Linked DNA regions of Homo sapiens: region 2 is linked to region 1. Evidence: chromatin loops called from intact Hi-C (ENCODE). Cell type or tissue: psoas muscle. All regions are shown on one strand. Links, peaks and the distances in the headings refer to the core of each region. The heading gives the core; the rest is flanking DNA.

Region 1 (8,844 bases), core at 845-8,844:
TCACTTTTCTATATACCAACAATGAACAAGTGGAATTTGAAATTCAAAATACAATACCATTTACATTAACACCCCCAAATACAAAATACTTAAGTATAAATATTTTAAAATATATGTATAAGCTCTATGTGAGGAAAGCTACAAAACTGTTATGAAAGAAATCAAAGAACGAAATAGATGGAGAGAGATTCCGTGTTTAAGAGCAAGAAGACTCAATATTGTCAAGATCTCAGTTCTTCCCAGCTTGATCTACAGACCAAATGCTATCCTGATCGAAATTCCAGCAAGTTACTTTGTGGATATTAACAAACTGATTCTAAAGTTTATATGGAGAAGCAAAAGACCCAAAATAGCCAACACAATATTTAAGGAGGAGAACAAAGTTGGAGGACTGACATGACCCAACCTCAAAGCTTATGCTAAATCTACAGTAATCAAGACAGTGTGGTATTGGTAAAAGAACAGACAAATAGATCAATGGAACAGAATAGAGAGCCCAGAAGTATACCCATAGTCAACTGATGTTTTTACAAAGGAACAAAGGAAATATAATGGAGAAAAATTATTTTCAACGAATGATGCTAGAACAACTGGACATCCAAATGGAAAAAAAAATTTAGATATAGACCTTACACTCTTAGGAAAAATTAACCCAAGGCCAGGCACAGTGGCTCACGCCTATAATCTCAGCACTTTGGGAGGCTGAGGCGAGTGGATGACCTGAGGTCAGGAGTTCGAGACCAGCCTCGCCAACATGGTGAAACCCCGTCTCTACTAAAAATACAAAAATTAGCCAGGCATGGTGGTGGGGACCTATAATCCCAGCTACTCGGGAGGCTGAGGCAGGAGAATCGCTTGAACTCAGAGCAGGGCAGGGGGAGGGGCAGGTGGAGGTTGCAGTGAGCCAAGATCACATCACTTCACACCAGCCTGGGCGACAGAGCAAAACTCCATCTCAAAAAAAAAAAAAAAGAAATGAGCTACCAAGCCATGAAAAGACATGTAGGAACCTTAAATGCATATTACTAAGTGAAAGAATTTAATCTTTAAAGGCTAAATATTATATGATCCTAACTGTATGACATTCTGGAAAAGGCAAAACTATGGAGACAGTAAAAGGATCAGTGGTTGCCAGGGATTAGGAGATGGGGAAGGATGAACAAGGGGGCCCAGAAGATTTTTCAGGGCAACAACACTATTCTGTATGATACCATAATGGTAGATATGTGTCATTAGACATTTGTCTCGACCCATAGAATGTCTGACTCCAAGAGTGGGCCCTCAGAAACTACGGACATTGGGCAATAATGGCATGTCCTTGTAGTTTCATCAGTAATAACATATGCCCCACTCTACTGGGGATGTTACTGATATGGAAGGCTGTGCATGTTGGGGGGCAGGGCGTGTATAGGAACTGACTTTCCACTCAATTTTTGCTGTGAACCCAAAATAAAGCCTATTTAAAAAGAAAAAAAGAAAGAACTAGAGAATGGATAGAGGCAGCCTCTTAGCTATCTCTGCACAGAGTCAGCCTAGTGTTGGGGCATCCTGGACCCTCTGAACGTCACTGGTTTGCAGCCTGGATGGCCTTCCCTTTTGCCCAGTGGGGAGAGGCTGAGACTTCTGTAATTTCAGCACCTTGGTGTTGGGTGTGACCTAAGCACCTGCCTGATGCCCTGCCCTGGCCCACAGCCGGCCTGCTGCTGTCAGCTCAGCATGAGCCTCAGAGTTCATGAGGGCCTCAGAGGACCAGGGGGCTTCCCTGGAGGAAAACCCAGATGAGGAGACCAAAGGCAGCGTCAACATTTGTGATTCACAGAGACCAGGCATGGGGCTTCTCCCACATCCACGTTTTACTGCTGGGGACACTGATGAGGACTCGTGCTCACAGCCACACAGCACAATAGCAGAGCCAGGACTCAGAGCTCAGCCCGGGTCACCCAAGCCCACACTCGAAACCACTCGACAAGGCTGCACCAAGATCAGCAGGCAGGGCCTGTACTGAGTGCCAAGCCCTGAGGCCACGGAAAGAGAGGGGGTAAGAGGGTGCAATTTCATAGAAAGATGGAGGTATGCCTTTGTCCACTGAGCTGAAGTCTGAGACGATGTCTCGAGGGAGCAAAACGGTGGCACCCAGGGAGCTGCAACCATGGGAAACATGGGGTCTCCTTTGGCCAGAAACAGAGTAAGCCAACAATTCCTGAGAAAGCTTCACCAAAAAAAGAACCTCCCCTGATATTTGGGTCCAAGAAATAGCCACGACTCTGACCTAAAAGGTTCCTGGCTGGGAGCGGTGGCTCACGCCTATAATCCCAGCACTTCAGGAGGCCAAGGTAGACAGATCACTTGAGGCCAGGAGTTCGAGACCAGCCTGGCCAATATGTCGAAACCCTGTCTCTACTAAAACTACAAAAATTAGCTGGGTGTGATGGTGCACACCTGTAGTCCCAGCTGGCTGAGACGCTGAGGCATGAGAATCACTTGAACCCAGAACACAGAGGCTGCAGTAAGCGAAAATCCCACCACTGCACTCCAGCCTGGGTGACAGAGTGAGACTCTGCCTCAAAAAAAAAAAAAAAAAAAGGTTCCTGTAACTTGAGGGTCCTAGGGACTACTAGTTACTAGTAACTAATTAATCCCTTGATTGATGCCTCTCCGTAAAGGTTAGAGCTTTATTTTCTGATAGAAGCCTTGCAGTTACTTGAATTTGAAAATTTCCTGTTAAGATATATGCACAAAGTCTCCTCCTTCAAGATGGGAAGCCTACATGTGAGCCCAGGAGTTCAAGATTACAGTGAGCCATGATTGCACCACTGCACTCCAGTGTGGGCAACAGAGCAAAACCTTGTCTCTTAAAAAAAAATCGTAAAGGCTCATTAACACTTTTCCCTTTGAAAGTGAGCTAGATAGACTTTATGACTCACCAATAAACAGAGTGTGGCAGAGTTGCTGGTGCAGCTTCTGAGACCAGGTCATAAGAGGCCTGGCAGCTCCCTCCTTGCTCTCCATCAGATCCCTTGCTTGGGGGAAAGATAGCTGCCCTGTGCAGAGAGCCACACGGAGAGTCACCGAAGTCTCCTGTCAATGGCCAGCAAGGAACTGAGGCCTCCTGCCAACAGCCACGACTCACATCTCAAAAGCGTCTCCTCCAGCCCAGGCCAAGTCCTCTGATGCTGGTCTCACTGGGCTGAGATCTTGACTGCAACAGCCAGAACCACCCAGCTAAGCCACTCCCAAGTTCTTGACCCACAGAAACAAGTGAGATAATAAGTAAATAAATGTCATTGTTGAGCTGGGCATGGTAGCTCACACCTGTAATTCTAGTGCTTTGAGAGGCTAAGGCAGAAAGATCACTTGAGCTCAGGAGTTTGAGAACAGCTCAACCTTCGGAGACCCCATCTCCAACAACAATAACAACAACAAATTAGCTGGCTGTGGCAGTGCATGCCTGTGATCCCAGCTACCTAGGAGGCTGAGGTGGGAGGATCTCTTAAGCCCAAGGGTTCCAGGCTGCAGTGAGCTAGGATCTCACCACTGCACTCCAACCTGGGTGACAGAGTGAGACCATGTCTCTAAAAAATTTAAAATAAATAAATAATTAAAATTAAAAATGCTATTGTTTGAAGCTGCTAGTTTTGGGGGATGGTTTGTCATGGAGCAGTAATAACAAATTTCCTAACAGAGACTCATGCTCCATCAGAGCATAGGGGCTACGCACATATGTCTGTGGCAGATTCTCGCAGTCCTCCACGCTACCCACTGAGCTGTCACAGGGAGCGCTGTGGCAGGCTTGTATGTTTACCAGTAACCATTGGAGCCCTGACAATAATCACTAGCAGGTTGGAAGGAGTACAAGGGTTCCCAGGCATGGAGCCAGCTGAAGGGGCACTCGTGGATGCAGAGATACAGGGGTCAGGGGAGTGCATACTTTTTCAGGCCCTGGGGTGGGGGTGAGGGGATAGGGTGCAGGGGCCCAGATAGTCAAAAGGCAAGGAGGTGCTGGGAGGGGCACCGCTTGTGGCCCAGGCTCCAAGTCCCCCATGCATGCCTACAGTCCCATCAGACTTCCCTTACAAAATACAAATTTAAAGATAAAATTGTTATGAATTTCAAGACAGCAGCCACAGAGCTTACAACCCCAGGCACAGGGCCCTTCTGAGCAGGGAGTCCCCTGCAGCTACCCCAGCCCCATGCCCACAAAGCCAGGCCTAGATGCATAGAGAGGCGGAGAGGGGCAGTCATCCTACAAGGTTTCAAAAAATAGGAGAATCGAACATTTATGCATAGACTTCACATCTTCCACTCTCCTTTAGCCTTTTTTCTATAAGAGCTTCTTTGGGATTGTTCAGATGGCCTGCAACACATTAAAAATGTTTTCTGGGAAATTCTAACTAATGTCCTCTCTCTCAACTTCTGGCAAAAAAAAGAAAATCATTCCATTGACCTTAATTTGCTCTCCCCACGGCAAAAAATGTCCTGTAATTTCACACTGTTTCCACTGGGTGGCAAATGCTGTCCCTGAGAGGAAAAATGAATGGTAAACGGTTCCAAAGCGCCTCCAAGCATGAGCTCCGGGAGTCCAAGTTTAACTTCTCCGAATGAACCCCTGCCCCCTCACGGCCCCTGCCGTGGGTATTTGCCACATCTTCCCATCATCTGTGCTATTACCTGTGTTAAAACACACACACACACACACACACACACACACACACACACACACACACACACGTATACATTTAGAAGAAGAGAAGCCTTTATTTCCTGTAAAAGGTGCCAGCCTACAAGGTGGCCATCTGCAGGCTGGGAAGTGTGCCAATGGCCGAGCACTTTGAAAGAGGAGGGGTTGGGGCAGGAGCTTTATGCTGACCTGTCTGGCTAAACATACATATTCAACTGGCTACAGGAGGAGCTATGAATATTCATAAAGGCACTGTGCCTCCTATCTGTAATCCTAGCATTTTGGGAGGCTGAGGCAGGAGGATTGTTTGAGCCCAGGAGCTAGAGACCAGTCTGAGCAACATAGTGAGATTCCATCTCTACCAAAAATACAAAATTAGCTGGGGTAATGGTACGTGCCAGTGGTCCCAGCTACTTAGGAGGCTGAGGTGGGAGGATCACTTGAACCCAGGAGGTTGAGGCTGCAGTGAGCCAAGATTGAGTCACTGTACTCCAGCCTGGGTGAGAGAGCCTGTCACAAAAACAAAGAAAAAAATAGTCATGGCCGGGCGCAGTGGCTCACTCCTGTAATCCCAGCACTTTGGGAGGAAGAGGTGGGCAGATCACAAGGTCAGGAGTTCAAGACCAACCTGGCCAACATGGTGAAACCCCATCTACTAAAAATACAAAAATTAGCTGGGTGTGGTGGCACGCGCCTGTAGTCCCAGCTACTTGGGAGGCTGAAACAGAAGAATCGCTTGAACCCGGGAGGCAGAGGTTGCAGTGAGCCAAGATCACGTCACTGCACTCCAGCCTGGCAACAGAACAAGACTCCGTCTCAAAACAAAAAAAAAGAGTAGTCATTAAGGTGTTCCTAACACATTCATATTGAACAAACACTTAGGTGTTCCTAACAAATTCATATATGACCCATGTTTGCTCTGGGGTGGAGACTGAACATATAAACATATTACAGTTAGGCCCTATATGTCAAAAGGCTTTTCAGGACACAAAGGCACTCTGTGCGCAACCTCTGTAAACAGGCTGGGGTGGACCATGGTCAGTGGTCTTCTTATCTGGAGAAAGTTATTGAAATCAGTCTCTTGCAGTTATGGCTGGTGGAACAGGAGTTGGGGGTCAGTTAGTCACATCTGGTGGAACTGCAAATTGTTTCAGTATTGCTTATCTCAAGGCCAGTGTTTGTTTAGCTGCTAGAGAAAAAGAAAAGCCTTGTGGCAGTGAGAACAGGTTCATTCTTTAAGTGTGGGGTGACTGACTTAACCCTTGCCTGGCATGGCCTTAGGTTCTGTTTATAATTTAGCGTCTTATTTGCCACAAAGAGTCGGTCATGTCAGTCTTACTATCTCTATTTTGTCTATCTCTATTTTAACAGTAATGCTGGTCAGTTGTTGTGTCTGAAGCACAAAAAGGAGGAGGTATAACGAGGCTTCTGACCTCCTGTCCTGTCGTGGCTGGAAGCTCAGTTTTAAAGTTTTTCTGGGGTCCCCTTGGCCATAAAGGGGTCCATTCAGTTTGGCAGGGGCTTATAATTTTATTTTTAGTTTACACTTAATATTTTTCTTAGAATCAGTTCTCTTTTTAAATGTATATAAATGTATTTTAAGAAAGAAAGTTTGTATGCTCGAATTTAATTGAGAAACCAGTCTCACCTGTCATACACACAAACTAACATCACAATAAGTTCATAGCAAATAAAGCATCATCATTCATTTCTGACCAGATACAGCCACTGAGCTGAAGGGCCAGACAGCAAGGCTGAGAGGCAGGTCGAAGTCCCATGGTTAGGGCTTTCAGCTGGGGAGGGGTATCTTTGTGCCAAGCTAGACTGTGTTTAATCCTTTTAATCACAAGAGACAAAAATCCTCAGACACGAGAAGGTACGTCAAAGGGTGTGAGGGCCCCCTTTCTTTTCTTTCTTTCTTTCTTTTTTTTTTTTTTAAGACAGAGTCTTGCTCTGTTGCCCAGGCTGGAGTGCAATGGTACAATCTCGGCTCACTGCAACCTGCGCCTCCCAGGTTCAAGCGATTCTCCTGCCTCAGTCTCCCGAGTAGCTGGGATTACAGGCGCGTGACACCACGCCCAGCTAAATTTTGTATTTTTAGTAGAGAGACAGTTTCATCATGTTGGCCAGGCTGGTCTTGAACTCCTGGCCTCAAGTGATCCGCCCACCTCGGCCTCCCAAAGTGCTGGGATTACAGGCGTGAGCCATCACGCCTGGCTGTCAGGCCCCCCTTTCTTCCCTGACAGTGTGCCAGTGGCCCCTGCCCATGATGACTTCCACAGTGCCTGCTGTGGCCAGACCCCCAGCAAAGCACCTGTCAGGCTTATCTCACTCTTTCCTCACAGCAGTCTGGGAGGTGGGGTCTTTGATTTTCCCCATTCTGCAGATGAGGAAACTGAGGCAGAGATAGGCTAAGACTATTGCCCAAGGTCACAGAGCAAGTAAGTAGCAAAACCAGGTTTCAGAGCAAGGCAGGCTGCTCCACAGGCTGGCTCAGAACAGCCGGGGTGACGGAGACCTGCATCTGCAAAGATCCAGCAAGCAGAGGCTCTGTTCCAAGGGGGTCCAACAGTGGCAGACAGGGTTACCCATTTCCTGTTGGTTGCACACAGGCTAAAAATGCTACCTAATAATCACTGCCTCTTAATCCCCTCTGCTTCCCATGAGAAGGAAAAATTGTCTTGGGGGATATTGAAAGATCCCAGCCTCCAAAGTAAGTTTACCTAAGCAGTTTGCCTCATAATACGATTACCAAACAGAGGCTGTTTCCTTCAGCTCAGGGGACAAGAAAGGAGTGGCTGTCTCCCTCATGTTTCTCGTTATTTGTGTCATAGGCATGTATCACCTGAAATTGCCTGAGAGGCTCAACCAACTTTTAGTCACAAGATCTGCGAACACTTCCCTAGTGGGTGCTGAGGTTCTCCAAGGAGCTGCTGGGCCCATTTGCAAACAGATAAGCAAACGGCTGGGTGAGTGCGTCGAGGAGGGCTTCCCGTAAGAAGTTATGCCCCCGGTGAATCTTAAAGGATGCAGCATGCCAGGCAAAATTCCACAGGGCTCCAGAAAGAGGGCAGTGCAGAGGCAAAAGCACAGACAGAAGTTGGCATGTGGGTGGGGAGTGAGGGACATGGCTAGCCTACCACGAAGCTTCAGATCAGGAAGAGATGAGAGGTGAGGCTGGACAGGGTGGCAGAGGGTGTCCTGAAGACAGCAGGGAGCCATGAAAGACATGGAGCAGGAGTGTAGTGAGATTAAACCTGTATAGTAGAGGCAGAGGCCAGCATCAAGGAGACAGCAGTCCTGGCAAGACACAGATAAGGCCAGCACTAGAGAAGAGACAGCCAGCAAGGCTGACAAGTATGTATTAGATAATGCCCATGGGCCAGGCAGAGGTGCTGGGGAGGGAAGAGTTAATGGGACAGAGTCTCTGCCCTCTTGAGTTTCACATCAATGGGAGGAGACATTTAATAAACACATAAAAATGTAAAAATAAGATCATTTCAGATCCTGATCAATGCTAAGGAAGATATGAAATGGAATATTATGGTACAGAAGGATGGAGCTGTGCCTTGGCAAGGGAGGCCTTTGAGGAGGGGTCATCTGAATTGAGATGAGAATGATGATCAGGAGGAAGCCATGTGGGGCTCTGGGGGAAGGGCACTCCAGGCAGAGGGAACAGCAAGTGCAAAGGCCCTGAGGCAGGAAAGTGCTGGAGTGTTTGAGCAACAGGAAGAAAATTGGTGTGGCTGGACATTGATGAGCAAAGTAGACAGTGGGTGATGGGGTCAAGAAATAGGCAGGGGCCAAGCTACAGGGGGGCCTGTAGCTTCCTGACCACAGGGGCACGGGTTTTCTTTTATTTGCGATGGGAAGCCAAGAAGGCGAACGAAGACCAGAGCAGTAGCAGCACAGGGAGAAGTGGTTAAGTTCTGAATAGATCCTGGTGACTGAAATGACAGGAATTACTGATGGGTTGGACAGCAAGTAGAAGTGACTCTTCAGAGGAGTTTTATGGAAGAGAGAAGCAGAAAAATCAGATGGTAATTGGAGAAAGAGGTGGAATTAAGGAAGGATTTTTCAAAAGGGCAGGATTATAGGTTGCTTCTTTTTTTTTTTTTTTTTTTTGAGACGGAGTTTTGCTCTTGTTGCTCAGCCTGGAGTGCAAT
Region 2 (8,844 bases), core at 484-8,483, 54 kb after region 1:
CAAGTAGACCCACCCTGTGGACTCCTGGGGGTCCCGGCCATCTCACTCGTCCTTGCCACTGCCTGCAGGCAGAGACCAGGAGCCGACATTATAGAGAAAAGAGGGAGGCTCTGAGGGGCGCTGGGACTCGGCCAAGGCATCCCAACGCAGAGTCCTGGACTCCAGGCTGGCTGTCTCTCTGCCTTGGGAGAGGCTGGGACCAGCAGGGACACTTGGGCTCCAAGTCCCCACTGCATCTGCCCTAGCTGTGCCCTCCTCCTACCCACTTATCCCCACCTCCCTACCGCCACTCCAGCCTCTTACCAGGGTCTACACAAACGGCCTCAGGCCTGTCTCCACACCTCCAATTCACCCAGTCCATTTTCTGCACACAGAACAATGCAGCTTCTGAAACAGTGCTAGGATCTTGTAACTCCTCTGCCGTCAACCCTTAGGTGGCAACCCCAGGATCTGCCTCTAGCTGCCTGCTGGCCATTCCTGGAGTACTCCAAGGCCTCTGCACCGAGGCCCTTGTCCTTGGTGTTCCCTGCCTGAAAAGCTCTCCCAGACGCCCATGTGACTGGCCTCCTCATTCATTCCCATCTATGCTTTTTTTTTTTTTTAGATGAAGTCTCACTCTGTCACTCAGGCTGGAGTGCAGTGGCACGATCTCTGCTCGCTGCAACCTCCGCCTCCCAGCTTAAAGCAATTCTCCTGCCTCAGCCTCCCAAGTAGCTGGGATTACAGGTGTGTGCCACCACGCCCGGCTAATTCTTTTATTTTTAGTAGAGACAGGGTTTCACCATGTTTGTCAGGCTGGTCTCGAACTCCTGACCTCAGGTGATCTGCCCGCTTTGGCCTCCCAAAGTGCTGGGATTACAGGCACGAGCCACCGCACCTGGCCAAGAGGCCTTTCTTAAAAGAGCAGTCCCATCCTGTCCCAACCCCAATTTATTTTTCTTTAGTGCACGTCACTGCCTGACATGCACACACACACACATGCACACACACTTTTTAAAGGTTTACTTTCTCTGCCTCATGAGTTCCACAAGGGCACGGGCTGCATCAGGCTAGTTTTCTGCAATCTGCATAGCACCTAGCACAGTGCCTGGCATGTAGAAGGTGCCCGACAGAAACATAATCTGGAGGAGAGTACTGAGGACCATTTTGCCCCGTGAACCTTTTACACTGTCAGCTGAGCGAGCTGTACATTGTTATGGCTAAGGTGTTTTTCACTGCCCAGGGGACATAAACAACCTTAAACTGCTGAAAACATCTGCCAAGTTGAGAGCGGAAACCGCACTTTCTCTATCCCCCACCCCCAAGCTCTCCTCCTGCACACTCACCTGACCAGCCACTAACCTGACCAGCCAACAGGGACTGTAAACTGTGAATGAGCTCCAAGCCCTCTCACCTAGCATATCACCAGCTATTTGAACTTTTCCCAGCAGGCTTGTCTTATAATTGACTTTCGGGGAAAGGTGAAGTCCAGAAGCATCTACTGGACCCAGAGGGTATGGGTAAGGCCTAATTAGGGAGGAAAAGGGCTCCCAGAGTGTGTATGCTCAGAAAAGCAGCACTCCCCCTCCTCTCCCACTCAGCAAGGGTTGGCAGGTAAGTTTCATATGGGGTGGGGATTTCAAGGCTGCAAGGGTTTCAGTCCTGGGCTTCAGGCCCTTCTTTCACCTTGGTGACAGAAGGGCTCAGTCCTGCCCATCGCTGCCTCAGTCGGGAAGCACATGTTGGGTGAGGGATAAGGCTTCTTTCCTCTTCTAATCTCTAAACATAACTCCCAGCTTATACTACGCTCTGAGTCTCCACACTCATGACAAGGCAGTGCTGTTCTCGCCGTTATCTTTTCTGGGATAAACTGCATTCATCTTAACCTTTTGGTGCACTCCTACCTACCCTTCAGGACCCCAGTTCAAAAGTCTCTCATTTTCCCTGACACCATGGGCCTGTGGTCCAACCCTGAGCAGAATTAACTCTTCTTTCCTTCATGTTCCCATAGCTCTTTACTCTTGCCCCTACAACAACACACATCACAGAATGGGTTATCCATCTAAGTCAAAATGTCCCGCACTATTGGGCTTTGGGGCCAGACAAGTGACATAAAAGGCAGTAAGGAGACAGGACTTGTGGGACCCGCTGGCTATCAGAAAAGGATATGCTATCTAAAACAAGTTCAATAGTAACAAACCAGCCAACCACCCTTCTGCCGGCCAAACAAAACAGGCTTTAGGCCAGGGTGGGAGGCTGAGGTGGGCAGATTACCTCAGGCCAGCAGTTCAAGACCAGCCTGGCCAACGTGACGAAACCTTGTCTCTACTAAAAATACAAAAATTAGCTGGGCATGGTGGTACATGTCTGTCAGCCTGGTTACTCAGGAGGCTGAAGCACGAGAACTGCTTGAACCTGGGAGATGGAGGTTGCAGTGAGCCGAGATCGTGCCACTGCACTCCAGCCTGGGCAACAGAGTGAAACTTCATCTCAAAAAACAAACAACAACAACAAAACAAAACAAAACAAAAAAAACAGGGCCAGGCGCAGTGGCTCATGCCTGTAATCCCAGCACTTTGGGAGGCCAAGGCAGGCAAATCACCTAAGGTCAAGATTCGAGACCAGCCTGGCCAACATAGTGAAACGCTGTTTCTACTAAAAATACAAAAATTAGCCGTGCATGGTGGTGGATGCCTATAATCCCATCTACTCAGGAGGCTGAGGCAGGAGAATCACTTGAACCTGGGAGGTGGAGGTTGCAGTGAGCCGAGACCATGCCATTGCACTCTAGCCTGGGCAACAAGAGTGAAACTCCATCTCAAAAAAAAAAAAAAAAGTTAACATTAAAAAACAAACAAAAAGCGGGCTTTGTAGTGGAAATTGACCTCGGGCTACCACTTGGCTCCTGGTTCCTATGTCCCTCTCTTGCCATCAGGAATGGGTTCCCTGAGGAGAAAGACCCTGTCTTATTCCTCTTGGCACCATCAATACTTGCACAGTGCCTGCACAGAGAAGGGCCTCAACACATCAGCAGTCCACTGTGGGCAGGTCCCAGTAGTCAGGCCCGTGCAGCAGGGCTGAAAGCTGCTTTCCAGGGATTCCTAGTTCACGTTCCCACTGAGTGAGTTCAGATGTGCCCCAGTGGGAAATCAATCCTGCTTACTAGGTTAAAAGCACCACTGAAGTTCGGCTCTGGGACCTGTGTCCAGCATCTGTCCCTCCCAATGGAAACAGAGGAAGGTTTTACTTGACAAGACTTTCTCCTGAGTAACGAAGCAGGCAGTGGAAAGTTCCTTGCTTCTTCATATTAGAGAGGGACCTTGGAAAAGTTAGTTCTCAGGACAAACTCTGAAAACTGGTCAGACTGACCCAAATACAAGTTCCTGAGCTATTTTTCATTGTGTCTTGGGATGTGGTAAGTCAAACCAGGAGGTGGAGTTTGTGGGCCATGCGAGCTCCTGACTGCCGCTGTCCCTCCTCCCACCATGCTGTGGTCCTCCAGGGAAAGGTTTGGCCCTGGGCTCACAAGCAGGCCACAGGCCAGGGAGTGAAGCACTGTGAAGCACCATGGTAAGACAGCAAAACCTCTAGCATATTAACCAGCTAAGGACACAGCCTGCCACCATCTGGCCAGACAGGTGGAGAGAGACCAAAGCAAGGACAAGAAAGGTAAGACCAGGCTGGACCAGCGACACAGGCTGGCGGCAGGCAGAGCAGACTGCAATGCATGCAGTCTGGTGTCGGGGGCACAAATTCTCCTCTGCAATAGGGGAGTAGAGGACCAGGACAGACTCTCATGCCCAAAATTCCTCCCACCTCTTAAAAATGAGTGCCTGAAGGCCCAGCATGAGAAATGGCTTTCTTTGTCCCTTGTTACAATGCAGCTCTCCTTGGGAGGCTTGGTGGCGATGCAGAGTGAAGAAAAATCCAGGATGTGCGTTCCTGTTCCTGTACTCCACCAGCACGTGATGAGGGATGGCCCTGTCAGCTTCTCGCAGTTCAAGTTTCCTCCCCAGTCACCCAGGAAGCACAGTAACCCACGACGTTTTGCAGGCCTGGTGAAAGCAAGGGGCCAGAGGCCATGAAAGCCAGGAAGGCAGAGTTCTGTGGGCACCTGGCACTGTCTGTCAGTGCTCCCTGTGTGTCAGGCCACTTCATCCCGTGACAACCCTAGAAGGTGGGTCTCATTACTCCTTATGTCTGAGGGGTCACAGGAATGAAGCATCAGCAGAGGTCTGTCTGACTCCGAAGCCTGGTGTCCTTTACCATGGACGCGGCTCCTCCGCAAGCACATAGAAACTGCTTCCAAGAAATCTCACTGCCACTGGCACCTCCTGCAGGAATCAAACCCGTTCCTGAACAGCTTGGATGAGAAAAAGGTGCACTGTGGGAAACGACCCTGGCCTCTGGCCAACAAGTCCTGCCTCATCTGCTTGCCAAGTGCCACCTCTTCCGGGTATTCCTCTTCCTCGCAGGAAGCTAAGGGCATCCACGACCAGCCTGCTGCCACCCAAACACCTTGCTTGCTTGCAGGCTCCTTTCAGCACCAGGGAAACATTTGGGGTAATGAGGAAACCAAGGCAGCGTGCAGGAGCTCGCGGTGGGCACCGCTCAGCTGGGGGGCCCATCAGGAAGGGTTTTCAGCAAACATTGACAGCATCCTCAGAGTCAGGGCTGCAAGTGCCAGTGTCCCTGGTAGACAGCCTCTTGGAGCCCTCACAGCCTCCACAAGAATTCCCGTAAACCCCACACCTCTTTTCCCCAAATTCCTCCGCTGCAAGGGCCCAGGCACAAGGGATTCAGATGTCCTATGGCCCACACTGAACAACCCCAACCCTCAAACCATCCCTCCAGTTCCCTGCTACTTTGGTCATCAACGATGGCCCAGACTGGCCTCACGAGTCCCTCACCCTCACCCTCCAAGCCACTCGGTCACCTCTTCAACTCTCTAGAGCAAACCCTCCTCCCCGGGCTCCCAGGCACAGCTGGCTGTTTCGCTGCCTATGGCCCCCAGGCCCACAGCCTGCCAGTGCCACCAGGCTGGCCCTCGTATTTGCCATGCTCTCATCTGCCCCCATTCTCCAGCTGCATGCAGCTTAGACAAACATCACACTCCTCCCTCCCAGGGCCACAGCTCTGCACAGAGGCAGCCATGGCGTTCAAAGCCCTGCCCATCTCACTTCCCTAGGAATCTCTCATGAATCTTCCAGGGCCTCCCTCCCCTTCACGCCTCTGTGGCCCTGAGGAGTGTGGATTAAAGCCCCCCACCAAGCTCCACAGAACTCAGCACACCTCCCTAGGACAGCCACGGCAGCCACATGGCCCTGCCTTCCAGGAACAGCCCTGACTGTCCATGTTTGGCTGGCTGTTGCCACAATGTGTGGAGGTGAAAGATGAGTACTTGTCAGGCCATGCAGTCCAACTCTTGGTTCAGAAGCCTCAGTTACCACAGCCACAGCATTAATAGCATTGCATGCTAATTACCTGTCTACATATATTTTCTCCACCAGAGGTGAGTCCCCAGAGACTGCCTCTTACTTACCTTTCTCTCTCTGGTACCTAGAACAGTGCCTGGGAGAGAGCAGGTACCTAAGGAATCAATGAACAAATAAACCATGCACAAGTTGCCATGCTATGTAATTTACATACAGGGTGTCAGATGGGTAATTCTCAGCCAACAACCATAACTAAGCTCGACAGAGTACCACCTTCCAGGTTCCAAGGGTTCTTCCCTTTTAGCCCTATTTCAACTGGTCTGGTGCTCCAAATGGAAGGCCGTGGCTCTTAAGCGATCAAGAAATAAGTCCAAAGAACAAAGAGAAATCTTTAGAAATCAACAGAAATGGAGAAAGCTGGTAAACACCACCCTAACCAGGTGATCAAACAGGCCCCATTACTAGTATGGAACGTGGCACCGGGGGCTGCCTCCTGTGCTGCAGGATGAAGCCCACAACATCCCCTAGGACGCATTCTTGCCAGAATGGTTTAACTTTAGGCTCATCGAGTCCCCACATTTCTAGCTTACAGGAAATACAAGGAATAAAGAAACAAGTGAAAAGACAACATAAGGAAACCATGAGAAAAAACTACAAGGTGACTCCTACAAAAAAAAAAAAAAATCATGGCTTGTACTGATCTGTAAATTAATTTAAAAAATCAGTGTCATTTGGCTGGGTGCGGTGGCTCACACCTGTAATCCCAACACTTTGGGAGGCCAAGGCGGGCGGATCACGAGGTCAGGAGATCGAGACCATCCTGGCTAACATGGTGAAACCCCATCTCTACTAAAAATACAAAAAATTAGCCGGGCGTGGTGGCGGGTGCCTGTACTTCCAGCTACTCGGGAGGCTGAGGCAGGAGAATGGCGTGAACCTGGCAGGCGGAGCTTGCAGTGAGCCGAGGTTGCGCCACTACACTCCAGCCTGGGCGACAGAGCGAGACTCCGTCTCAAAAAAAAAAAAAAAATCAATGTCATTTAAAAAAAAAGGAGGTGTTGCCGGATGTAGTAGCTCATGCCTGTAATCCCAACACTTTGGGAGGCTGAGGCAGGTGGACCACCTGAAGTCAGGAGTTCAAGACCAGCCTGGCCAACAGAGTGAAACCCCGTCTCTACTAAAAATACAAAAAAAAATTAGCCAGGCATGGTGGCGGGCGCCTGTAATCCCAGCTCCTTGGGAGGCTGAGGCAAGGAAAAGTGCTTGAACCTGGGAGGTGGAGGTTGCAGTGAGCCGAGATCGCACCACTGCACTCCAGCCCAGGCGACAGTGAGAGACTCCATCTAAAATAATAATAATAATAATAATAATATTAAAAGTTAGAATTAAGTCTAAGTAACTTGGTACATAATGTAAAAAAAATTTTGGAATGGGCAATGAGGAGAAAGTAAAAGTGTGCTTGGTTTTGTCTTTTCCTTTTTTTTTGTGAGACAGGCTCTCACTCTGTCACTTAGGCTGGAGTGCAGTGGTGCGATCCTGGCTCACTGCAGCCTCGACCTCCTGGGCTCAAGTGATCCTCCCACCTCAGTCTCCTGAGTAGCTGGGACTACAGACAAGCAACACCATACCTGGCTAATTTTTTTATTTTTTGCAGAGACAGGTTCTCCCCATGTTGCCCAGGCTAATCTCAAATTCCTGGGCTGTAGCAATCCGCCCGCTTCTGCCTCCCAAAGTGTTGGGATTATGGTGGTTCTTGTCTTCTTTAGGTGAAAAAAACAGATCCTGGTAGATAAATTTAAACATGAATTTAAAACTTAATAAAATCAATAGAAACAGCACTATATTTCCAACTTACTAGAAGGCAACGTGGAAGAGAACTGATCAATTCAACAAAAGCAAGCCAAGAGGTAGCTGGATAAATGGGGAAAGAGTATGCTTCCTTCTTGCCTGCCTTCATTCATTCAATAACCAAAAGGTAAAGTACACTGTGCCAAGTGCTTTGATACCTAAGACAAAGTCCATGCCCAGCAGCGCTGAGTGCCTGAGGGTGGAAGGAAGCAAACAGTAACAAACAAGTGAAGTATGACTTGGGGCAATGCAAAGTACTAGGACAAAAAAACAAAACAAGGCAAGTAAGGGCATAATGTTGAAAACATTCTGTGGCTGGGCGCGGTGGCTCACGCCTGTAATCCCAGCACTTTGGGAGGCTGAGGCGGGCGGATCACGAGGTCAGAAGATCAAGACGATCCTGACTAACATGGTGAAACCCCGTCTCTATTAAAAATGCCAGGGGTTGGTGGGGATTGAGAAGTGAGAGTGGCTGCTTATGGTGATGAGGTTTCTTTTGCGGTGATGAAAATATCCTAAAATCAACTGTGGTGATGACTGCACAACTCTTTGAGTATATTAAAAAACAAAAAACAAAAAACAAAAAAAACACTGAATCACGCACTTTAAGTGGGGGAATTTTTATCATATGTGGATTATATCTCCATAAAGATTTTTTTTTTTTTTAAGGAACTTGGGAGAGTGCTACTTTAGACAGGATAGTAAGGTAAGATAATTCAGGGAAAGCAAAATATCAATCTGTTGATGTATGCACTTGTACCACAAATGCACAGCAAACTGGCCCCAAGCCTATCTGGTCACACCTCACCTTCCACCCATCACCATGCGCCTTCCCAAGGGTAGGGGACTCCTCGAATTCCTAGGTGGTCTCCTTTTTTCACTTCACATGCATTTCTCCCTCCGTGTGTTCTGTTAAAATGTGGAGGGTGCCCTCCAGCCCTTTCCTGAACTCTTCTAGTAGAGCTTCTAGTAGAGCTTCAAGAGTCCATGGCTGGGCGCAGTGGCTCATGCCTGTAATCCCAACACTTTGGGAGGCCGAGGTGGGCAGATCGCTTAAGGTCAGGAGTTTGAGACCAGCCTGGCCAACATGGTGAAACCTCATCTCTACTAAAAATATAAAAATTAGCCGGGCGTAGTGGTGTGCACCTGTGGTCCCAGCTACTCAGGAGGCTGAGGCAGAAGAATCACTTGAACCTGGGAGGCCGAAGTTGCAATGAGCTGAGATGGCACCACTGCACTCCGCCTGGGTGATAGAGACTCTGTCTCAAAAAAAAAAAAAAAAAAAAAAGAGACCTGTGCTGCCAGCCATGGGATCCAGCAGCACCCTCCCATCAGATGTTGATCCTGCTCCTCACTCTCCCACTCATGCAGCCAACACATGTTGAGGGCTTATTCTGGGAAAGAAACCCAAAGAAAACTGTAGCGTCAGAGTTTACACTGAAGTATTGGCCTTGAGATTTCAATAATAAAACTGATTTTTTTCTAAGAGATTTTTCTACATATTTCATAGAATTTTCATGTATTTCATAAAATTGATTCTGTTCTATATAAACATGAGAGTCCTATTCTTATTGGGAATATT

Evidence for each region. Hi-C counts contacts between places; a loop is a spot of excess contacts. Peaks named below come from ENCODE experiments on the same cell type or tissue, not always from the same donor. Only the 100,000 strongest peaks of a DNase experiment are listed, where the experiment ranks them.
Region 2: it touches region 1 in a loop (1.8-fold over the local background); 11 of 110 quality-filtered maps call a loop at or near these places.

What each region holds. Positions count from the first base shown.
Region 1 is chr3:129,049,048-129,057,891 of GRCh38, forward strand. It overlaps a transcript of GP9 not described here. Among named protein-coding and RNA genes, the nearest start is that of GP9, 7.3 kb to the right of the region's middle. RefSeq lists an enhancer at 4,728-4,777. In psoas muscle, for the core only: a CTCF peak has its summit at 4,484; DNase peaks (open chromatin) are centred at 3,154, 3,852, 4,603 and 4,804.
Region 2 is chr3:129,102,982-129,111,825 of GRCh38, forward strand. All of the region lies in intron 1 of RAB43 (RAB43, member RAS oncogene family), which reads right to left. All of the region lies in intron 11 of ISY1-RAB43 (ISY1-RAB43 readthrough), which reads right to left. Among named protein-coding and RNA genes, the nearest start is that of RAB43, 14 kb to the right of the region's middle. In psoas muscle, for the core only: no CTCF peak of the experiment used is centred there; a DNase peak (open chromatin) is centred at 3,513.